3 separate regions of the Homo sapiens genome follow, and regions 2 and 3 are each linked to region 1. Evidence: chromatin loops called from intact Hi-C (ENCODE). Cell type or tissue: ascending aorta. All regions are shown on one strand. Region 1 holds the start of LOC105374355 (vegetative cell wall protein gp1-like). Region 2 overlaps RGS12 (regulator of G protein signaling 12). Region 3 has its middle 180 kb from the start of ADRA2C.

Region 1 (8,000 bases):
GGCCTGGTTTGGGGCTGAGAGGACTGAGGGACTGCACTTGGCTCACACTGGTGGGGGCTCTGGTGGAGCCTGGATGTGTCTGGGTGGAGGAAACGCAGGCAAGGACACGGGCCACACTGGCCGCCTGGGACCTCATCCTGCAAAGGCCAGCTGGGGCACGGGCGCAAGCCCATCTGGGTGCCACGTTCTGCCACCTTCTGCGCTGGGCGCTGGGAGCAAACCCAGTAGGTCTTGTGGCAGGAGCCAGCCCTGTTGGGGCCTTTGAGGAGACGACATCTGACCCTTGAAAGGGGAACAGGGCAGTGAGGCTCAGGCTCCACGGACTGGGGGCGTACACAGCCAGCTGCAGGAGGCACGTGCGGCAGAGCTGGCCCGGAGTCTCGGCCCCTGGGGCTGGCAGGGGCCATAGCCAGAGTCCAAAGGGCCTTGGCCCCTCTGGGATTGGAGAGCCAGTATGGATGGGCAGGGCCGCTGCCTATGCCAGCTGTGAGCTGGTGCGGGGGGTGGGGTGGGGGGTGGTTCCCGGGAGAGCTAGGACACCTGTCGGGGTCCCATCTGCCCCCAGGCCCTCCCTGCGGCAGGCCAGAGGTTCAGTACTGGGGCTTCGGGAGCCACTGGGGAGTGGGTTGGCGGTGGCTGGGCACAGTGGGTGGGCCCAGCGTCCCTGTCCTTTGTCGTGTGGGAAGCCAGAGCTGCAGGCTGTAGTTGTCCTGACACAGGCAGCCTGTCCTGTCTGTTGTGTGCTAGGTTTGGGGGTGCCTGGAGGAGGGGGACCCATACCTTCCTTTCTGTCTGTGGAATTCCTTGGCACGGGCAGGCAGCCGGCCGGGGTGGCGCCGCGTGCTCACCCTCTAAGCCGGGGCACAGCAGGAGGACCCGTTTCCTTGGAGACCTGCTTATTTTGTCTGGGCCATAATGGAATGGGGACACTGGATGTTTTTCCTCTGAGGCCGTGGAGGTTCACATCCCTGCCGAGGTGTGGGTGGCCCCTTTTCCGCTGGTAAACAATCCCACACCTGGGGCTGTGCTTCTCCCCAGGGCGAGGCTACTGTGCCGTTTTCCTGGGCTGCTCAAAAGCTGGGGGCACTCTTGTGGGGCCGTCTGTCTTGCTGCTGCCTCTCCGGGGCAAGCTGTTAGAGCAGCCCCACCCGCAAACCTGCAAACCAGGCTGGCCCCACAGAACCTGAAAACCTGCAAACCGGGCTGGCCCCACAGAACCCACAAACCTGCAGACTGGGCTGGCCCCACAGAACCCGCAAACGGGGGCTGGCCCCACAGAACCCGCCTTTGCAGCTCAGTGCTGAATGTTCTCGTCCCCGGTGGTACCCTGGCCTGAGAGAGGAAGGGCTCTGGGAATTCGGTCACCGACGGCTGCACACCCCGTAGGGTAGGTGGGTTCTGGAGGCCAGGCTGGAAGGCTTGGCCGAGCCACCCATCCCTGTCCCCAGCAGGCCCTGCTGGGCTGTATCCTCCTGGAGACAGGCGTGGCCACCACCCTGGGTGGTTTAGGCTGGGTCTTAGACTCGGCCAAGCGGTGGTGTTCTCAACGCAGCACTGAGTGCAGGCCGTCTGGCTGGAGGGACGGGGAGTCTGCGGCACGTGTGGGCAGCCTGGGGCCTCCTGCGGGAGGGAGCCGGCAACTCGGGTGGTCCAGGGGCAGCGGCATCAGCTTCCTGGGGCTTCTGTAGCAGATGACCCCCAAGAGAGGGCCAAGTGTCCAGAACGGGTTCCTTCTGCAGCCTGGAGGCCAGAAACCCCAAATCAAGGGGTCCTCAGGGTTGGCTTTTTCCAAAAGCTCTTGGGGAGGACCCATGGGAAGGTCCTTCCTGCCCCTTCCAGCCGCTGGTGGCCCCGGCGGCCTCGGCTCGTGGCTGTGCCACTCCAGTCCCTGCGCCTGCTGGCTCCTGCGTGAGCCTCCTCTTCAGTCTCTTGCAGTCTGTGGACTTAGGGCCCACCTGGATGACCCAGGGTGACCCCATCCCGAGACCATCAATTCCATCCGCAGAGGCTCCTGTTCACAGGCCCTGGTATGTGAACACATTTTGTGGGCCACCATTTGGCCGACAACTGGGGCCACTGGGACGGAGAAATATCCAGAATCTGAATCCCAATAAGTCTGTGGGTGTCGTCACATTCAGTCTGGAGGTCACAGCTGGGCTGGAGTCGTGGGAAGGCCCTGGAAGTTCTTGGGTGTAGGAAATCCACATTCCCTCCTTCCCCAGGGACAGGTCCTAGCCTGGCCCCCGATCCCCAGAACCGCCTCACTTGGCCCCGCCACAGCCAGCTCTGCAGAGAGCAGAGAGGGTGACCCTGGCCCAAGGCGATGGCTGCGCCTCACTCATCCTGAGACACTGGGCGTGGCTGTGCATCACGGGGGCCCTGGTGGGGGTCGGGTGGAGACAGGCCTGGCTGGTCTTGGTGCCTGGGGGGCAGAGGTCTCTCTGTGGACAGCTGCCTGTTCAGAATGGGACAGGAGGTGGCTTGGTGACAGCAACCCCCGGGTCCCCAGTGTGGCCCAATTCCCCGTCTCTGTTGGTCACGGGCCTGTAGTGTGGACTCCTGGAGCTTGGCCCGAGCGCACTTGGCACATGGCAGGCGACGGTCTGTGGACAGCTCAGGTCTGCAGGCTCCAGCCTCACACACGGGCAAGTGACTGGGCCCCGCCTTCGGGGATGGACTGTGCGTGGTGGAGAGTGATGCAGAGAGGGCCACTCGCCCTGGGACAGGCTCAGCTTGCAGCACAGACGGTGGTGGGCCCCAGAGAGGGTGAGCCCACCCAGAGCCTAGGAAGGGAGGGCTTTGGAGGCGCAGGGGGACGTTTGAGCTGGGCCTTGAGGGTGAATGGAAGCTTTTGGAGGTGCCCCCTTTTTCCCCCCTTACCTGCTCTCTCCAGCTGGGTCCAGTCCAAGGACCATATCTGCCTCTTTGCCCAGCCTCTGGGGGCCGCCCGGAGCATTTGAAACTCATTTTGACTTTTAAAAATGATTAAGAATGTGGCCAGGCACAGTGGCTCATGTCTGTAATCCCAGCACTTTGGGAGGCGGAGGTGGGAGGATCACCTGAGGTCAGGAGTTCGAGATCAGCCTGGTCAACATGGTGAAACCCCATCTCTACTAAAAATACAAAAATTAGGCAGGTGTGGTAGCAGGTGCCTGTAATCCCAGCTACTCCAGAGGCTGAGGTGGGAAAATCACTTGAACCTGGGAGTTGGAGGTTGCAGTGAGCTGAGATCCCGCCATTGCAGTCCAGCCAAGGCAACAGAGCCAGGCTCTGTCTCAAAAAAAGAAGAGTAAAGAATGAAAACCTGAACTAGGAGGCTCTTGCTACATGAACGCGGCATCTGCCCAGCTCTGGAGAGCCCCCTGCCGGCCACCTTTGGCCACTGCAGCCTGCGGGGGCAGCCTGGACAGAGCTGGCTGGAACCCTGGCCTCTGTCAGGCAGCAGGGAGCGCCTTCAGCAGTTTCTCATTGCCGGGCGCTGGGCCTAGGGATCAGACGGTCCGGCCTCAGAGGCTGCGTGAGACTGAGTGAGGCATTTTCAGTCCTCAGAGGGTGCGAGGGGAGCCAGGAGGGGCACAGACCCCAGGCTGGGGGCACTGCGGGGAAGCTCTCTGGAGGGGCGAGCCTCAGGGGACTTCTGCAGGGTGAATAGGAGTTAGCTCAGCTGTCAGAGGGTAAGGGGTGGAGGGGGGTGAAAAGGGCACTTCAGACATCTTTGAGCACGAATGGGTGTCCCGAAGGGCTGTGTAGGAGCCCTGTTGGGGGGGATAGGAGGCGTGAGGGTGGAGGAGGAGGAGGAGACAGGGCTGGGTTGTAGAGAGCTGGCTAATTGGACCAGTGTTTGTTTGCACCATTGTCTCGGAGCAGCAGGGAGCCATTGAAGGTGCTTGAGCATGGGGAGTGTTTTATATGCTAATGTTGACCCCGGGGTGCAGATGAGCTTGGAGGAAGAGGCTGGCAGGGGCCAGAGAAGGTTCTGATTGAGGTCCAGAAGATGGAGGGCGAGGCTGCCCCAGGCAGCAGCTGCCTGGTTGGGGGATGGGAACCCTGTGGATTGCAGGAATGTTAACAAGGTGGTGATGGACAAGGGGAGGAGGGCCGGCCCGGGAAGGGGGGGCCTTCTAGAGTGGTGCCCCTGGACTGGGGCTGCTTCAGGAGGGCAGAGGAGGGGTGGGAGCCAACACCCACTGCCAGGCTCCAGGCCTTCCTCCACCCGAGACCCACTAGGTGGGGCCACTCCCAAGTGTACAAGAAGCTGCCACCTTGGGGGATGGAGAGGGCTGAGGGTCATGTTATCAAGACTTCTCAGTCCTGCCCATGCCTACCTGGCATGAGCCATCCAGGACACCCTGGTCACCCCGATGTTTGTTCTCTGAGGAGCTGGGATTATGAGCACTTAAGATTCTGACATCAAGGGGCAGCCACGAGGGCACTCAAGAATATTCAGATGGAAACCATCTTAGATCTAATTGGCTCATTAAATGTCTGCGTGGAGGAGCATTTTCTTTCTCAAGCCGGTGAGTCCTGGAGTTAGTGCAACAGCTTTTTCACTGGAGACGTGTTTCTCAGGAAGCAGGTGCGTCTGTAACGTGGGTGAGGTTTGCCTGCCGCTCAGCAACCCCAGCCTCTGTCCAGAGTTGGCGCCGCCCTGAGCCCCGCAGCTCCTGGCCTTCTGCTTGTGTTCTGCTGACTCTGTCCTGCTTCTCTGCGTCTTCCATGCTCTTTCCTCTTACCCTCACGCCTCCTATCCCCCACAACAGGGCTCCTATACAGCCCTTTGGGACACCCGTTTGTGCTCAAAGATGTCTGACGTGCCCTTTTCACCCCCCTCCACCGCTTACCCTCTAACAGCTGAGCTAACTCCTATTTACCCTGCCACACCTAGCGGCTGGCGGCTGTTCCCTGGCTGGCAATTCTGTGGGCCAGGGATCTGGACGGGGCTCAGTGAGGACAGCTCATCTCTGCCCCATGAGGTGCTGCCTGGGGTCCCTCGGGCAGTGGCATTTGGCTATGGTGGGGCCCAAAGGCCCAGGAAAGCACTGTGCCGGCTGTTGGCTGGGTTGCCTCAGTTTCCCTCCAGGAACCTCACCCTCCGATAGGACACCTTGGGCTTCTCAATAGGTTCCAAGAGAGCAGAAGCTGCCAGGCCTCTGACGGTCTTGGGGCAGGGCTGGGAGAGCATCCCTCATGCCACTTTATGCCAGAGCCATCACTGGCTGGCTTCGATTCCAGGGAGGGAGTGGACCAGCCTCTGGAGAAGGAGCGGCCTCTGAGGGCAGGGATAGGGGAAACAGAGTGGCCGGCTTTGCTGCAGTCACACCTGTGTGATATAGCAAAATGGGGCAGGCCCTGTTCTCCCCCCTTTCCCCAAACACACAGGCAAACAGGAAACATGCGCACCCTGTCTTGGGGAAGGGGCAGGGGGGCGGTCAGCAGCCTCTCACCTATGTCTTTCCACCCAAGGCCGAGCACTGGGGGTCTCCTGGTTATGGGCGCTTGGGTGGACACTGAGACCACAGACGGCTTGTGCTCCCTGCCGGCAAGGTGCTCAGCCTGGCAGCCGGGACGGCAGCAGGTGGGGCTGAACCCCAGAGGAGGCGTCCGTGAGAGCACCACAGAGGGGCTGTCGGGGTCAGGGGACTGAAGGGGGCCAGAGGCCAAGAAAAGCATCATGAAAGGTGTCGTTATGTGGCCTGAGTCTGGAAAGGTCTGGGGTGTTCTAGGTGGCCAGGGGTGTGGAGGGTGGGGGTGGCAGCCTCCTGAGTGGAGATGTAGGGGTGTGGAGGGTGGGGACGGCAGCCTCCTGAGTGGAGATGTAGGGGTGTGGAGGGTGGGGACGGCAGCCTCCTGAGTGGAGATGTAGGGGTGTGGAGGGTGGGGACGGCAGCCTCCTGAGTGGAGATGTAGGGGTGTGGAGGGTGGGGACGGCAGCCTCCTGAGTGGAGATGGCAGGCAGACCTGGTGTGCAGAGGGAGCTTTGAGCATTCCCAAGACCGGGGGGGGCTGGGTGGGAGCGGGGGTGGAGCATGAACCCAGGGAGGCCCAGCGAGAGCCTAGTCGTGCGGTGTCCTGGGAGGCCATGGCCCAAGACCTTGGCAGACCAGCATTGGAGATGGGCATCTTCCTCCAGGGCCACTGATGTCAGCTCTGCTGGCATGGATGATGGGGGTGGCTGGCGAGGGTGTCGCGTGGGCACGTGGGAGCCCGAGGCTGGCGGTGGGCTGTGCTCCAGGCCTTGCCCGGTTGACCGTGTCTTCGGGGTGAGTGACGCTCCGCAGACGCCGCATGGAATGCGGGGCCGGCTCCACTCCTTCCGTAATGTGGTTTTTTATAGTCGGGGGACTCATTGTCCCGTGGCCACTGCCAGCTGTCTGTAAGCTCAGGATTAGAGAGCCTGGCCTTTCGTGAGAGCTGGGGCTGTGCCGGCTGAGCCCTTCACAGGGAGGGGTGGACCACGGGGACAGGGAGCGACTGCCTGGCACTGAGTGAGCCAGCCAGCAGACAGCATGACGGCCTTCTCCTTGCCTGCCCCCAGGGCCTGGTGCAGGCTCTCTTCTGCCCACCCTACCCAGCTTGGGGGCCCCACCCCATCACGGCCCTCATGAGCCTCTCGGGGCATCCTCCTGGATGGCATCGCAGCGGGCATTGGCCTCCCCTCCATGCCCACCTCCAATTCTGATCAGGAGCACCCCTCACCCACAGTAGGACTGGAAGCTCTATCGGGCCAGAAGGTGCACAGGGGGCCAGGGGACTTGGACTTGAGTCCACCTCGTGGCTGTGTGATGGTGGACAGGTGGCGTGCCTTCTCTGGGCCTCAGTGTCCTTTTTGCTAAAGTAGGAATGGCGCTGTCCCATGACCCGGTTTGGGGACACTACGTGGAAGGAAGCATCCACAGCACAAGGTGCCGCTCGCCCTCGTGTGCCCGGGGTGGCTGCCAAGGGGCCGGCAGCGTCGCCACGTGTCGGGGCTGGCCTGAGTTCCGTGTCCCTGGAATCTACAGCCTGTGTTCCGTGAAGGCAGAGCATGACTGGGCAGCAGGCAGCGGGGGTTCTAATGCCGAGATTTCCCTTCCCCCCAACTCCTGCCCACCCCGGCGCCTTCCCTCCTGCGTACCTTTCTTTGGGCAATGGGCAGAGGCCCCGGAGCGGGCGGGATTCCTGTGAGGTGACGCCAGCCGGAGTGTCCAGCCGGGTGCAGCCAGCCCAGTGGCCCATTCACGCGGCCGCCAGGGCTTCATTCACCCCTGGCCGGGAGGGCAGCGCCCCCGTGACTCGCAGCTGGGGCTTCTCCACGGGTGGCGGCTGCATCGCTCTGCCAGTGACGCTGGGCTGGTCCCTGGGGGCCCTCCTGCTGCTGTGGGGGTGCAGGGGTGGATGCTGGCCCCAGGATGCTGCACACGGCCTCAGGGCAGCACCCACACACTGGCAGCTCCAGCTTCCCCTGAAAGATGACCGAGGAGGTGGGGAGGACGCGGTGCTGGCCAGCAGTGACGGCTGCAGCATGTGTGGGCAGGTGCCGTGCCACACCTTTTACAAACATCTGAATGCAGCCCTCCCAACAGCCCGGGGGAAGGAAGTGTGGTCACATGGCAGCCTTCCTGGGATGTGACCCCAGCTCCAGGTGGCACAGCTCCCTTCTCCTGTGGCCTTGGAGCCCTGAGGGGACCCTACTTGATGTCTCTGGGGTCTCCTGGCTGCTTCATTTGCCCTCAAGACGGCTGTGGGGGCAGGGTCGCTGGGACCTTGGGGCAGAGGAGGGACTGATCAAGTGCCTGCTGGGTGGCAGAGCAGCCACATCCCCCCATCCCCCCAAGCAAGCCCGGAAGGCAGGTATGTGGGCGGGGGCACCCATCTGTCCAGGGCAGGGCACCCCCTCCCTCCTCCCCATGCCCTGTCGGCTGCAGGACCTAGGATGGGCGGGGCAGCACTCACCCCAGCGCCCAAGTTTGAAGGGTGCGGCGGGGTCCCTGGGGAGTCCAGAGGCTCTGGGGACCCAGCTT
Region 2 (8,000 bases), 130 kb before region 1:
ACCCCTGTTTTCTGGGGGACAGCGTCCCATGCACATTTGGGAACCTTTCTACCCTGCAATGTGTCTGAGCTGTCACAGGGCTTTCTGGGGTGCTCTTCTGTGTGCCAGACTCCAGTGAACACTTCTAGAAATGAGCTGGTTTAATCCCCACAAATACTCTACGAGGTAGGGCCTGTCATTGCCCCCTTAAAGACGGGGCGTGATCCACAGACATGGGTAAGTGTCATTTTGTGTGGCTCGTCTATCTGTGTTTCTTTTGTAAAGAACAATGAAAAGATTTTATTTTTTATAGCAGTTTTAGGTTTACAGAAAGTACAGAGAGTTCCCTTATGCCCCCACCCACTTGTTAAAAATGCGCCGTCGGGATCATTACGTCCTGCATTGGTGTGGGTGTTTGTTACAGTTGACAGGCCAGTGTAGACATATGATTATTAGCTTAGGTCCGCAGCTCACACGAGGGTTCCTGCCCGTGCTGTCCTCTCTGTGGGTTTGGACAAATGTCCGTGCCGTGCACCCACCGCTGTGTATCACCGAGAAAGCCGCCGCCCTGGAAATCCTCTATGCCCCACCTGTTTACCCTGCACCCTCCCGTTGAACTCTGACAACCACTGATCCTTTGACTGTCTCATTTGGCATGTTTTAAAATTTTATACAGGTGCAGCTGTATTCTATGTCTTCTTATTAATGTCTTATTCTAGAACATGTGTCATGTTTTCAAGATTTACTCCTGGACTTTCAGTCCAGTCCTTTTACTTGTTGTATGGCATTCTGCTATGAGTATATGACGATGATTGATGCCTTCCGCTATCGATAGACACTCAGTGGGAGTGGGAGAGAGTCTGCCCTTACGGCATTCTTGTACATGTCTCCTTCAGCGCGTGTGGGACGGGCGAGAGTGTTCTTAGCTGGGAAGGATCTGCATGAGCGGTGTGGCCAGACTCCGTCCACAGTGACTGCTCCAGCTCCTGCTCTTCCAGGAGAAAAGGTGGCTTCAGGGATGGCAGGGGTCCTGGGGATTGGCACGTTGTGGCTGCAAATAGGAATCTGCCCTTGGATGGCCTGTTTAGCTTTGGTCTCTCCGGGGAACTCGAGGGCAGGTCAGGGCTAGCGTGCTGTATCTGGGCGGGCAGCAATCAGAATCGGCTGCAATGGGGTGCTCATGCTGCTGATGAAGACTCAAAAGGGGTGTGTGCTACCTAAGGCAGGGCCTAGCTTGAGGCTGAGGACCCCGGGACCATTTTTGGCTCATACTGCCATGCTGAGCTGACCATCTGTGCACAAGTCCTGTTCATTTTCCTCCTTTTCTGTTGGTCATGAGGAACTCACTGTGTGGCCCTAGGTTTGGGCTGACAGAGCTGTGCTGGTGCCCTGGTGAATGATATGTGGGTCTGGGCCACGTGCTCTGCACAACCTGCCCCTTCCCTGCTGGGTGTAAACTTCTATCTCATGGTGGATTGCTGCTGGGTGTGCCCCATGCCAGGGTCAGTGCCATGCTCCTGATAGACAGCTCCAGCGTCTAATCACTGGGTGTCCCCAGTGGATGCTCCATCTCCACCAGGGCCCTGCTGCTTTCCACATGGCTTGTGGTCCCTGCTGTCTTTGCCCCACACCTTAAACTTCCTGGCTGTAAATCTCTTACTGGGGCCAAGGAGGATGGCCCAGGTGGCAGGGCTGCCTGTCCTTTTCTGTGTGGGCCCTGCTCGCTGCTGGCTGCCTTCCATGACTCCTTGGAGAGGGATCTGAGCAGCCTTCCCAAGTGAGGGGTGGTTTGCCTCTTGAGCCCATCGTCCTGAATAACACGGAGGAAGGCTCTCTGTAAGAAAACGATATTTATTAATATTTGGGAATAGGCATTGCAATGAGAATATGCATGCTGTAGTAAACTATGAATATTCAGGGAGGTCAAGAAAGACAGCAGTTTTTCAAGGAAAAATGAGGAGGATCACAGGATTGTTTTGAGATAATTATCTTACAAGGATGGGACCAGTCCAAGGTTGGACAGGCAGTTGCGGGACAGATGTCCTCAGAGGAATATTTTTGTATGTGAGGCTGAGATGGCCTGTGTGCAAGGTTGTGGTTTTGCAGTCTTTTGTGATGGATTTGTTATCAGGTCTATGAGCATGAGAACCCTCCCTTCCTGGCCTTCTCTGGCTCTGTAACACTTTGTTAGGGTTTTTAATACAAGTGACTCCATTTTCTTTCTGACAACTTTCACATTTCCCCCTTTTAATTGAGATCTTTCTCCAAAAGCATAGCTGACCAGTCATCCTGCAGTCAGGCTTTGATTGCCCCTTGGTGCTGGGATGGAGCTGTCCCAGTTTGGTGTGGTCTGGTTCCACATCATCAGGAAGTGACTGGTGACCAGGAGTCAGTGTCAGAGCTCATTTAGCCACATTTGAGCAACCAGGGAGGTGTGGAGGGAGTGGCCCTCAGGCGCAGTCTACCTGAGTCCACTGTTAAGTACGGTTTTGTCTGTTCCATGGGTGTTGGCATCATCTCAACGCGCTGGGCCAGCACGATTCTGTTAGGAGTTGTACTTCTGCAGAGACTTAAGCAACAGATAAAAAATTTATAAAGGGAAAATGCAGAGTGAAATTAATAATAATATGACAATCCTAGTTTGCATAATGTTTTGAGTCATGAACATAGGCTTAAAGACAACCAGTTGAATAAATCAAATGACCATAGGGAATTGGGTGAGACTTTTTATAATATATGGCCTGTTTCCTTTTTTGGTGTGTGTGTACTTTTTCCTTTTTGTGGAGAATGGGGTTTCTCATGTTGCCCGGGCAGATCTTGAATTCCTGGGCTCAATCTGTCTTCCCGCCTCTGCTGAGATTACAGGCATGAGCCACCATGCCCCGACCTGTTTTCTTATTTTGGGTATATGGTCCTTAATTTTCCCAGAAGAATTTATCCAGGTATAGCAGGTAGTATCAGCAATAGCACAGACATTTCCTTCTTTACGCAATGGATAATTTAGAGCAATTTTATCATCTAGTGTCCCATGACTGAGTTGGATTAAAGCAGAGTGAGCACCAGTTGTATTAGGGATGTTCCCAAAGTCACCCACTAGGGGGACTCAAGGATCTCTTAGGGTTCTATCTAGTTCCCAGCAGAAGCTACTGATTGTGAAATTTCGATTACACCATTATTCTGCCGAGTCAAAAAGGTAGGCATTAAGAGGGGTAAATGTGTCTTTATAATATGGACTCTTATTCCAGTGCCTTGGAGAAGCTGCCCACAGCATGAAGCTGTCGGCTTCTAGTCCTGTCTTGTGGTCTAAGTGTCTCTGGTTGTGGCATCAGTGGTTTGGTGAACTCTTGGTGTGGCCCACGCATCAGGAATGGGATTTTGTCCCTTAACATTTAGTTTCAGCTTATAGGGCTTCAGGAATAGAGTAGTTCTCTGCTTTTAGTGATTCTATGGGAGAAAGTTGGATGGGAGGAAGCTGGAAGAATTGAGGAGCTTGGAAACAGTGCACAGGGCTCCAGTCTAATAACAGGAGTATTGCAGCTTTTCTTCAGAAACATGGCTGCTTCTCTCTACATTGATCACACAAGAAAAAAATCACTCCGATTTTAACAACCTCCTGAGGCTGGGAAGCCAAACCAAGGCAGACTATAGATTTTGCCTACAGTCTTAAGGTTTCTGGGCCTGATACGAAGTGACAGTTTTTACTTACCCGCTGTAAGTCTAGGAACCCTTGAAGCAGGGTATTCTATGCACGTTCTCAAATTTGAGATTCCAGACAAGGCATTGGGAACAGAACCACTGGTCTCAGTTGTATCCTGCTACAAAGAGGGAACAGATTTTTTTTTTTTTGTAAATAACCACATTGCCATAAGAATACATGTGAACAGTTTCCAAATTTTGGAGGGATCGAGTAGGGAGAAAAAGCAAATGTTTTTACTTTTGTTTTCACAGAAGTATACTTTACCAGATTGCTGTAAGTTATAAACAGTTTAAGAAAGATAACGTTCTGGCCAGGCACGGTGGCTCACGCCTATAATCCCAGCACTTTGGGAGGCTGAGGTGGGCGGATCACAAGGTCAGGAGATCGAGACCATCCTGGCTAACGTGGTGAGACCCCGTCTCTACTAAAAATACAAAAAATTAGCCGGGCGTGGTGGTGGGCGCCTGTATTCTCAGCTACTCGGGAGGGTGAGGCCGGAGAATGGCGTGATCCTGGGAGGCGGAGTTTGCAGTGAGCCCAGATCCCGCCACTGCACTCCAGCCTAGGCAACAGAGTGAGACTCTGTCTCAAAAAAAGAAAGAAAGAAAACATCCTTAGATCTGGAAAACAAAACATTTAAGTAAAGAACCAACAATGTTTCAAATAAAAGTCATAAAAACATCTCATCAGTTATTTAATCTCATGTAATTAATTTTTGTTCTGCTTGATCTTGATAAGTAGTTTCACAAATTCATCTGTTTCCTTATTAGAGTTCTGAAGAATTTTCAGTTAGTCTGTCGATCTTAAAGTTATTAGAAACCTGTATTTAAGAGTGCTTCTTAGAGTCTTTTCCATGAATCTGATTGCAAATGCTTTTAGAGAAAAATCAAAACAATAACAATGGATAAGGAAAACAGAATAGCTATGGTTTAAAATCTGGTGGAAGTTCATTATAATTAGCAATTGACAAGGAAATCTGGCTATTTCTGTAGCATACAACATAATAACTAGAGTTATGGCATATTAGGTTTCTGAGAGTTTTATACAATTTTGGAACATTCCTATAAAAACACACCCATAAATGTAACTGAAAGAAGGTCTAGCATCACGTATCATTTTACAGTGTTTTTTATACAATTTACCAGATAAGCCTAATCATTTACCAGACGTACCAGATAAGTCTTTGTAAGATGAGAGATACGTCCTTTGAGGCTCTCCAGAAGCTTGACTGGAAAATACTAAAGCTAATTATGGGTCAAAAAGATTTAATTTAGAATTTATATCTTGGGGAAGCCCATCAAAGATGCCAAAAGATTTAAAACGCCTGATCAAAACAGGAGCACAGGTCACTATTAGATAATAGTCATTCATTTAACCAGAATGAGAAAGACTTCAGAAGCAACACAGGGAGTTCCATGAATGTAAACAAACAACCCACTCAAAGCTCAGTTTTCCTACAAAATAAAAAACTTAATAAAGACAACACAGGAAATTATCTTGATAAAACATAAAATCTTTGTTTCGTAGGCCAGTTACCAAAAAGGTAAAGAAAAACCTCCTGTGGTGTGATTGCTTCTCCTCATGGGAAGCCCGTTTGGTTTGCCTGGAAGTAGAAGCTGATGAAAAGTACTTGAATTTAATGAGACATAGGAAGAGGGTGTCCAGTATTACGAGTGCGCACCGTATTATAGAGGAATGTCAATGTGACAGTTAGTGGCTTGAGCAGGGCAGTACAGGGCTCTAAGTCACAGTATGGGAAGTTTTCTGGTTCCATGGAACAATTCAGACACATCCAGAAAAGCCGAATGTACAGAATCGAGTTATACAGGCGGAAAACAGTGCATCAGACCATAGTAACACAGTTAAAACTGGAGAAAAAAGTTCCAGGAGCTGACAAAAAAGTTGAAGGAAAGAGTCCTTGCCCTAGCCAAGCAAGCAGCTGCAGCTTCTCAAGGGGAGAGAGTGGAAGGCAGTGATATGCGGCCAGCAGGTCACACGCAGCAAGGCCAAGCCCAAGCCGAGGCTGTCAGATTCACCTGGAGAGGAAGACCCTGCCTGGAGAAATGAAATTGCCATTCTAAATGAAGACAGCATTTCTAACCTCATACGAGGGAAATTAGATGGAGACTAAAATAGAAAAAAGCTGCAGTTCAGAAGCTTGTTTTATAAACATACTTCAGAATTAAAAATCAAAACGTCCTGCAGTTTTACTAATAGCCGATCAATACTTCAGGAAAACCCTGTTGTTCTAACATAAGCGACCACGTTTTTTGCTTTGTATTAGTGTATTTTTAATATTAAAGTTTGGTCTTTAGAAGGACTTACACATAATTTTCTTCTAATTATAACCAACTTAATCATATAAAATTTATTTCGTAAATTTATCTTTCACAGACTTTTATGACCAATATAGGCCTTCGATGACATCCTTAAGCCTTTCTGCTTTGTTCTGTACTTCCTCTTTCTTAAAACAACAGGCATTTTACTTTAGGACAAAAATTTACCACACAGGAGTCTTTGTCATACAAAATTATTCATTTTTGTTTTTAACCTTCCTTACTAAGATACATCTACATACCTATAACTTTCTTCACATCTCTCGCTCTCCTACTTAGTGGTTTCTTTCTCTTTGCTTTCTAAATCCATATTTTGAAACAAATTTTAAATAATCTCCAAACTAGACAAAATTACTCTTTTTTTCAATAAAGAACACATTTTTATTCCTCTCATAATTTTTCTCATCAGAAACATACCTTACTTTTCGTATACTTTGTATACTGAAATATATATATGTAAGAACTTTAACTCTTAGTAACTGTAATTTTTAGTGAAAACCTTGGAATCAGTATTTTATAGATGAGAACCATTTTATAATTTTTGGAAACATGTTTTCCCGTTACATAATTACTTTGTGTATTAACAGGCAAAAATATATTTAGTCCTTCTCTAAAATTTAATAAGCCAAGAACAAACTTACATTTGTGTTCAGCAATGTATGTTTTAGTACTTTATCTTATATGGAAATGACTTAGACATTTTATGAGTATCATTTAATTTAACATAGCATAACTTTAAGATTTCAGATTACATGACAGTCTATAAGCACTTTCCCATCTACGTTTATGTACTTTATTTATTTTTAATAATTATACCTAGGTTACTTATGAAAACTGAGATATAGAAAAAGCTAGTCTTCATTTCAAGTTATTTCCCTTTTCACCATTTGTATAGCCTATGAGTATCAGGTTTTCACCTGAGAAACTTAAATATAGGGGTATTTTGCTGATAACACAGAAGATACAGCAATTTTGATTAAACTAACAGTGTTAGTCTTAGTCATTAAAAAGTTATACAAATAAAGATAATTGTGTCTTTAGTCTGGATTTATACTTTTATAACCTTAAGACATCTAGTAGAGATAAATATAATCCTCTCTGACCAGTAAAGCTGGGCAAAAATGTATGCTGACAGTTTTGAAGACACTTCTATTTTTATTTTATCAACAAATTTAAAACCAACTTATTTATCCAAGATTTACTTAAGTCAGCTGGGTGTGGTGGCTCATGCCTATAATCCCAGCACTTTGGGAGGCTGAGGCAAGAGGATTGCTTGAGCCCAGGAGTTTGAGACCAGCCTGGGCAACATGGCAAGATCCCATCTCTACAAAAAATAAAAAAATTAGGCAGGTATGATGGTACACACCTGTAGTCCCAGCTACTCAAGAGGCTGAGGTGGAAGGATCACTGGAGCCCAGGAGGTTGAAGCCACAGTGAGCCATGTTTGTCCCACTGCACCCCAGCCTGGGTGACAGAGAAATAACCTATCTCAAAAAAACAAAAAACAAAAAAAACAAAAAAGATTTATTTAAGTCACACGAACTAAAAAGCATTTGGGTTAATTACTATATATTTTACATGAGTGCTTGTTTAAGCCAATCCAAATAGAATTTCTTAAGGGATTTCTGGCTAACTATGTCAGATTTTATCATGTAGATGTAACATACAATATGTATAAACATACATAAAAGCAAATACAGACACAAATAAAGATCTTATGGCTTTCATTTTAGAATTTTGGTCATGAAACAGAAAAACATAGTAATACAAATTCACTGGTTTATAAAATATAGTTGGATCAAATTATATTTTTGACAAAACGGAACTTTTATCTGTGGCTAAGTTCTGTTTACCCTGATAAGTAATTAATGAAGGCTGTGGACCAGAATTATGGATAAAGCAGTTTTCATAGCAGTTTGACTTTTAAAAACCTTTTAATCCTTTTTTCAGATTCAATTGAATTTAGGGTTGAATATTCAAATGTTTAC
Region 3 (8,000 bases), 470 kb after region 1:
CTTTGGGAAGCTGAGGCAGCAGATCACTTGAGGTCAGGAGTTCAAGATCAGCCTGGCCAACATGGCAAAACCTTGACTCTACAAAAAATAAAAAAATTAGCCAGGTGTGGTAGCACCTGCCTGTAGTCCCATCTACTCAGGAGGCTGAGATGGGAGGATAGCTTGAACCTGGGAGGTGAGAGGTTGCAGTGGGCCGAGATGGCACCACTGCACTCCAGCCTGGGCAATACAAAGCCAGACTCTGTCTCAAAAAAAAAAAAAAAAAAAAAATGGTGGGTGGGTTCTTATACTATGTGTGCTGCTTGGCACTGTTTTTTTCACTTAAAAGATATTGCAGGTATTTTTTCACGTAAGTATCTGAAGAAAGACTTCCTTTTTTTTTTTTTTTTTTTTTGCCTTTTTGAGACAGGATCTTGCTCTGTTGCCCAGGCTGGAGTGTAGTGGTGAGATCAGGGCTCATTGTAGCCTCCACCTCCTGGGATCAAGCCATCCTCCACCTCAGCCTCCCGAGTAGCTGGGACTACAGGTGTGTGAAACCACGCCTGGCTAGTTTCTGTATGTTTTGTGAATACGGGATCCCACTATGTGGCCCAGGTTCGTCTTGAACACCTGGGGTCAAGTAGTCCTCCTGCCTTAGCCTCCTAAAGTGCTGGGATGACAGGCCTGGGCCCCGCACCCGGCCAGCCTCCTGTGCGAGGTTGTGCAGGACTCTGTCGTGGAACCCAGTACGCCTTCGTGTGCCGGCTTGTTTGTTTACTCTGTAGTTAACGGGCTGCCCCACGTGGACAGTCACTGGGTCGTCCGTGTCTCTGTGTGCAGGCAGAGGCTGCTGTGCGTGCATCTGTGCACATGGCTGCCAGGAGGGGCTGTGCTCAGGGGGAGCTGGGGCAAAGGCTGGTGGCAATGGGGGGCTTGGATGTAGTGTGGAGACCTGCGAGCCAGGTGGCCGGGCTGCAGTGTGCGGGAGCTCGGGGGTCACTTGGCCTCCGTGTGTCCTAGTGTATTTGTCACTGAGATGGGACAAGGACAGCACACCCTCACAGGTGCTGGGGGCTGACAAATGTTAGGTCTAAGGACAGTGGCTGGCCCACTACAGGGCCAATTCCCCTTCTCTACAGTCACTCTGCTTGTCTTCCACCGACTGGGTGCTCAGGACAGTGGCGTGGTGGATCCGCCTGTACAGCCTGTGCTCCAGCATCCTGCTGGCCACAGCTGTGTCCAGCCCTGACCCCGACTGCCCCTCCCACCACCTCCATTTTATAGATGAGAAAACAGAGGCCCAAGGGCTTAGGGAACCCTGCTCTGAAGCACACAGTAGGGCTGCTAGGCTCAGACCCTCCTTCCTGTGCTGAGCTGCCCTCCTCCTGCCTCAAGCCCCCCATGCTCCAAGCCCACCCTGCTCACCGGCCTCTGCCCGAGTTCCCCGCATGGTGTGGGAGTGTGGGGCATGCTAGCTTTACGCCGGCGCCCAGTTCTTTCACTTCCACTGGAGTCCTGCAGGGACAGCTCGGGGACCATGCAGGCCCGGGTGGGCGTGGGGACTCAACTAGCTCAGTGGTGAACAGCTGGCACGTCTGTGGGTTGTGGACGGTAAAGGCCACGTAGACCTCAGGAGCCCGCTGGTGCTCCCGGCAGGCAGCCAGCCTCCGCAGGACCCCGACTAGCGACACGATGGCTTCTGGGCAATACAGCACGTCTACGGTGAAATCTTCAGGTTACTGAAAGGGACAAGTGGAAAGTTCCAGGTCATGCTGACCACAGCAGCAGGGCGAGGCCAGAGAGGCAGCGGTCATATGAGACTATTAGATGCCATTTAAACATTTGGGCCATTAGATGGAAAGGCAATTACTACGGTGAAAAAGGAGAACCCTTAGAGAAAGCTGCAAAAGACCGAAGCAAAAGAAAAAAATGTCCAGACTCACTGGTGTTCCTTAAAAAACCAGCTCTGGTTTTCGGCCTATCTAGAGGGCTTTGAATGACACAAAGCCTGAATCTGCCATGAACTTCGTGTTTCAGGTATCCGCTGATTTGTCTGCTGGCTTGCAGGGGTGGGCCTGTGTCCCTGGCCACCGCTGGACCTGTGGTTTTCAGGGCTGGGACCCAGGACCACAGGCAGAGCTCTGTTCCATCAGAGAGGGGACTGAGTGTGCTGGCAGGGGCGAGGGGTTTTCGGTGGCCCAGCCAAACACCACCTTCTCTCAAGTGCCCTGTCCTCATCCCAGAAGTGGTTGTTTTCCTCCGGTGGTCTCTGAAGGACACAGGGCATGGCTCTGGGACAGAGCCATGTGGTGACAACTGGAACGGGAGTATGCCTGTCTCCAGCAAGAGGGCTGTGGCTTGAAGGTCACCTTAAGAGGCACCCCTGTCCTTTGATGTCAGCCTGGAGGCCCAGAGTAACTCTTCTGGAAGCCCCATCATGTCCATGCCTGACAGCATCCATTGTTCCCTTTTCCCAGAGCCAAGAGCTGGGTAGAGCTGCAAGGACACCGCCTGCACAGGATGCCCGGGGCTGGGCATTACCTGCTGCAATGACAACATCTGGCTGGACGGCAGAGAGCTGACAGACCGTCGCGACGTCCCAGTCCAGCTGGGCCACTGTCACCCTGGGGCCGTCTAAGTTGGCAGTGATGTCTGCCTCTAATGAGAGGCCATTGAGAAGGACATTCCCTCGGAGCTGCTCGAGGACCCGGCTGTGACAGTCGCTGAAGATGTACGCCCGGGGGCGGCACATCTTGCAGATGGCCAGGCCTGTGAGGCCGGCGCCACTGCCAAGCTTTAGGACAGTCCTGGTGGGAGGAAAGGGGACCGTGTCTGTGACTGCACCAGGGTAAGCCTGCCTCGGTGCCCTGCCCTGCGCCCCGAGGTCACCTGTGAGTGAAGGCTGCTGGGTTCTCGGCCCATTCTGCAAGGTAGAGGGCAGCGTCCCATGTGACCAGGCCTGTGGTGCCGTGGGAGATGATGGCTGTGCTCTTGGAGAGTGTGACCGAGCCTCCCGAGGGCTGCACCAAGAGAGGGCGAGAGAGTCAGTCCAGCAATCAGAAGACAAGTGGCATAGAAGACAAGTAGCCATCCACCACATGGCTGAATAAACCATGACAGGACCAATCGCTACTCAGCAATGAGAAACAGCTAACTGTTGACATGCCATCAGCTTGCACAGGCCTCAAGGGTGTCATGTGGCATGAAAGACACTCATCTCAGGCCATACAGGATTCCATTCATTGAACATTCCTGAGACAACAGAATTCTGGCGATGGAGCACTGGTCAGTGGTGGCCAGGGGCCGGGTGTGGCTATGAAGGGGTGGCTGCCTTGTGATGATTCAATATGCTGTGTTTGTCCTTTGTGGTTTTCTGTATCTATGTTTTATGTTATTTTTTTTCAGTTCTGTCACCCAGGCTGGAGTCAGTGGCATGATCTTGGCTCACTGCAACCTCTGCCTCCTGGGTTCAAGCAATTCTCCTGCCTCAGTCGCCCAAGTAGCTGCGAGTACAGACACGTGCCGCCATGTCTGGCTAATTTTTGTACTTTTTTTTGAGACAGAGGTTCACTCTCGTTGCCCAGGCTGGAGTGCAATGGCCCGATCTTGGCTCACTACAACCTCCAGCTCCTGGGTTCAAGAGATTCTCCTGCCTCAGCCTCCAGAGTAGCTGGGATTGCAGGTGCTCATTACCACACCCTGCTAATTTTTGTATTTTTAGTAAAGATGGAGTTTCACCATGTTGGCCAGGCTGGTCTCAAACTCCTGACCTCAGGTGATACCCCTGCCTCAGCCTCCCAAAGTGCTGGGATTACAGGCATGAGCCACCACGCCCAGCCTAATTTTTGTATTTTTAGTAGAGACAGGGTTTCACCATATTGGCCAGGCTGGTCTCGAACTCCTGACCTCAGATCCACCAGCCTCGGCCTCCCAAAGTGCTGGGATTACAGGCGTGAGCCACCACACCCAGCCCTGTCAGGTGTTCTTTGAGGACTGGGCACCAGGTCCTTGTGAAGCAGGTAGTGTGTGCCACCCATTGGACAAATGCCCAACAACCGCACGAGGCATGATGTTGTTGTTGAAGTGCCTGATTTACAGACAGGGAAACTGAGGCTAAAGAAGGTTAATGGACCTCATATCTAAGACTGCAGAATGGGTGAGTCAGGATTTGAACCCACACCCACGTTTTCACTTTGTGCAGGAAGGGTATCTGGGCTGTGAGGGGGAGGAGGGTGCCCTTCTCATACCAGCAAATAGCTCCAGTGGCCCTGGGTGGACTCCTTGGCCATCAAAGTCTCCGCCAGCACCTCGTACAGCTCGTCCAAAGGCTCTGTGTGGACAGCCTCGTGCTGGGGGCAGGCTGAGTGAGAGCTTGTTTGCTTTCGTTCTAATCTGTAAAAATGGCCAGATGATTTTCGCCAGGTTTGGAGGGGAGATTTGGGATGGAATGGTGTAATACCGGCCAGCTGCCATATAAAATATTCACTTCATTGGGCGTGGTGGTGTGTGCCGAATAGTTCCAGCTACTCTAGAAGCTGACATGACAGGACTGCTTGAGCCCAGGAGTTCGAGGACAGCCTGGGCAAGAGACCTTATCTCTAAAAAAAAAATTCACTTGGTAGGGAAACCTGGATGGGAGGGCCTTCAACAAGAGGTGTTGAGAGGGTAGGGTTAGGTGTAGTCTAGGGCAGGAGACAAGAATTCCATGAGAGCTGCCACTTGACCATGACAGAGAGCTCTGTGTTTGGATCAAACACAGAGAGGAGGAAAACAAAAGGTGCTTTTAAGTGAGCCCAGGCAGAACTGTGAGGGCGGCCCATGCTGCAGGCTGTGGCTGTCAGCAGGCTGCTTCTCCACGGCTGGCCCCGTCCTAAGATTCACAGGGCAGCAACAGGGTACACTGGATGACCGCTGCCCTCTCCTGGTGGCACAGGGCAGACCTGCTGGTGACCACAGATGCAGCCTTTTGGGGAGGACTAGGGAGAAAGCAGGTATTGGAGAAGCAGGGGATTGTTTATTTGCTAAAAGTGTGGCCCTTTCACTCAGCAGGTCTGCTACTGCCTAGTGAGGAACGGCCTCTAGACATCCTCATGTCAAACCCTGCATGTTCAGGCCCATCTTTAAAATCCATCCTAGGCCAGGTGCAGTGGCTCTTGCCTGTAATCCCAGCACTTTGGGAGGCCAAGGCAGGTGGATCACCTGAGGTCAGGAGTTCGAGACCAGCCTGGCCAACATGGTGAAATTCTGTCTCTATTAAAAATACAAAAATTAGCCAGGCATGGTGGCGTGTGCCTGTAGTCCCAGCTTCTTAGGAGGCTAGGCATGAGAGCTGCTTGAACCCAGGAGGCAGAGGTTTCAGGGAGCCGAGATTATGCCATGGTAATCCAGCCTGGGCAACACAGTGAGACTGTCTCAAAAAAATAAATAAATAAGTAAAAAATAAAATCCATCCTGTATCAGTCAGGAAAGAGCTCATTCCAGCAGGATCAATGCAGAGAATTCACCAGAGGAACTAGTTCCAAAGGTGTGGCAAGAGCTAAACCTTCCAACAGGGGCCTGTGGGGCAACCCAGAGATGGACAAGAGCAGGAAACTCCAAACCCTTTGGCGGGCAGGACAGAGGGTGTGGGTGCGGGTTCCAGTGCTGTTTGCTGGGCCAGCCTGGTAGGAATGAGAATCCATATGCTAGGAGCTGGGGCTCCAGAGAAGCAGCTGCTGCGGAAACCCCAGGAGGCAGAGTGAGGGAGAGACGCTGGCCTCCCCTTCTTCCCGCCCTGCACTGTCTCCCATGGGTCACACGCAGTTGCAGCCAGTTGCCTGGGGAGACCCCTGCCATGCTGGGGTTTGCAAAGCAGGCCCAGAGACTGGGAAGGACGGGGGCTCCAGCACGCAGGTGGCTATGCTGTCCCACTACTCTGCGGACACTGCCCATAACTGACCTTTTTCATGAGTTCTGAGAGAAAGCACCGGGCATACTTGACTGACGGCGGGTGCTTCACACACACAGGATGCTTCACAGTCTATGGCAAAGGACAGAACGTTGGTTGCTGGGGAGAGCCCATCTGAAGTCTCCTATGAGCTTCAAGCCAACACAGCAGAGGGCAAACTCCAGGCTACCCGATCCCTCAGCAAAGATGTAGATGGACACAGCGTTCTGGCCCCACGCATCTGAAGTTTGTCTTAAGATATAAGCCGTTTCCTAAAAATGCTTCCACTGCAGTGGCACAGGCTATGGCAGCATTTCTAATGCCCATTCTGAGCAGGAACACAGGGCATGTGGGCCCAAACCACCTCCCTCCCAGGGGAGCCAGTGTGAACCAGGGTTTGCAGTAAGGACAGTCGCCAACTGTCTGGCTCTATGGAAGAGGCGGGAAGGCCCACTCAGCAACTGCTCTCTTGGAGCATCTGTCCCTGGGGACAGGATGGAGGGGAAGGGACGCTCAGGGTGACACTCCAGCTAAAGCCAAGAGAAGCCAAGTGCAGGACGAGCAAGTTCCAGGCAGTGGGAACAGCCGGTGTAAGCTCTGAGGTATCCACGGCCTAGCACATGGAAAGGAGGGCAGAGGGACTGGTGCAGCAGGAGTGGGGACGGTGGGAAAACAGGAGTCTGGAGGGAGAGGGAGGAGATGGTCCGCAGCACCTGCTGGCTGGGAGGGATGCAGATTCTGCCCAAGGGCAGAAAAGTACCCCACGCAATACACAGGCCCTTCAGGCTGGTGCTGGTTTTTCATTTTTTCTGACACAGTCTCGTTGTGTTGCCCAGGCTGGAGTGCAGTGGCCCGATCTTGGCTTATGGCAGCCTCCACCCCCCGGGTTCAAGCGATTCTCCTGCCTCAGCCTCCCGAGTAGCTGGGACTATAGGCGTGCAAAACCACACCCAGCTAATTTTTGTATTTTTAGTAGAGATGGGTTTTTGCCATGTTGGCTAGAGTGGTCTCGAACTCCTGACCTTAGGTGATCCGTCCACCTCAGCTTCCCAAAGTCCTGGGATTACAGGTGTGAGCCAGTGCACCCAGCCTTGTGCTGGGTTTTAAAGCAGCTCTCCCCACATTTCATGCTTCACCACCTACGAGAGTGAGGCTCAGGGTGAAACTCAGAGCAGGGTGCGAGATAACTTCAGGTATCTCCATGCTTGAAGCCCTGACCTACTGTATTGCCCCGAAAGTCTTCCCTGCTGTGGCTGCATCTTTTCCACGTGGATAATCTTGGTTCACCTCTAGCACAGGAATTCTTCCCCGGGGCTCCTAGGATGGGCTGGGTGGGTGAGGGTGGAGGATGTCTGCCTCCCCTGAGTTTGTATGGAAAATGTATTCTTCTGGTGCACTTCTTTCTGGGAGGGAGTCTATTGCTTTGTCTTTTCAGAAGGGCTGATGGCCCTTCGAAGGTGAAGACCCAGGATGCAGGGTGATCTGCACTTGGCCCTCAAGGCCAAGGTCAGGCTGCGGCTGGGCCGGGTGGTGATCCTGCCTCTCACCTGCATGCAGATGCTCTTGAGTCCAAACCCCACCCTGGGCAAAGCAAGGGCCCATTTAGGTTTAGAAGAGACAGGAGTGGGCAGGACAGGCCTCATGAATGCAAAAAAGAAAGTCTCTGAGCATCTACCAAATGCTAGAAGCTGTCTTGCACCTGTCATCTCTGTTTTTGCTGTGGATGGTTTAAAAAACTTTCCCTAGATTCCCCCCTCTCATGCAGATTTTTGTATATTCTGATGTCTTTGTCTAAGTCTTAGAAAATGAAAGAGCTGGAGCCGTCGGAGGTGCCCACACCCACCTGCAGTGCTGACTCAATGGTTTTGTTCTTTGAACAGGGGTGTTTTTAAAGGGTACAAGCACACCTGCGGTTCTTCTCTCAGGTCTTCCGGAGAGATTCAGGAGGCAGAGTCATGAGTCCCAGGGACTCTGGGATTCTTACCTTCTGCAAAATATCCCGCCGCAGCTCAGAATCTGATGAGTCTCTTAACTTTGCTTCTAAGCTCTGTGTGGAGGGGAGAGAGAGAAATCTCAAGGGTGCATTCACAAGAAC

The links. Peaks named below come from ENCODE experiments on the same cell type or tissue, not always from the same donor. Only the 100,000 strongest peaks of a DNase experiment are listed, where the experiment ranks them.
Region 2: it touches region 1 in a loop (8-fold over the local background); 26 of 110 quality-filtered maps call a loop at or near these places.
Region 3: it touches region 1 in a loop (5-fold over the local background); 6 of 110 quality-filtered maps call a loop at or near these places.

What each region holds. Positions count from the first base shown.
Region 1 is chr4:3,477,331-3,485,330 of GRCh38, forward strand. The region is part of intron 4 of DOK7 (docking protein 7); the gene reads left to right. LOC105374355 (vegetative cell wall protein gp1-like) reads right to left here and starts at 7,507. Exons shown (of 3, transcript XR_007057994.1): 1 at 7,115-7,507. RefSeq lists enhancers at 2,610-3,201, 3,421-4,388, 4,389-5,355, 7,058-8,000. In ascending aorta, a CTCF peak has its summit at 3,397 (motif pointing left); DNase peaks (open chromatin) are centred at 3,401, 6,351 and 7,231; H3K4me3 peaks cover 1,368 bases; H3K27ac peaks cover 5,147 bases.
Region 2 is chr4:3,343,179-3,351,178 of GRCh38, forward strand. The region is part of intron 3 of RGS12 (regulator of G protein signaling 12); the gene reads left to right. Among named protein-coding and RNA genes, the nearest start is that of RGS12, 54 kb to the left of the region's middle. In ascending aorta, a CTCF peak has its summit at 3,073; a DNase peak (open chromatin) is centred at 3,075.
Region 3 is chr4:3,945,222-3,953,221 of GRCh38, forward strand. It overlaps the pseudogene FAM86EP. Among named protein-coding and RNA genes, the nearest start is that of ADRA2C, 180 kb to the left of the region's middle. RefSeq lists enhancers at 416-916, 2,238-2,738. In ascending aorta, a CTCF peak has its summit at 4,897 (motif pointing left); a DNase peak (open chromatin) is centred at 2,753.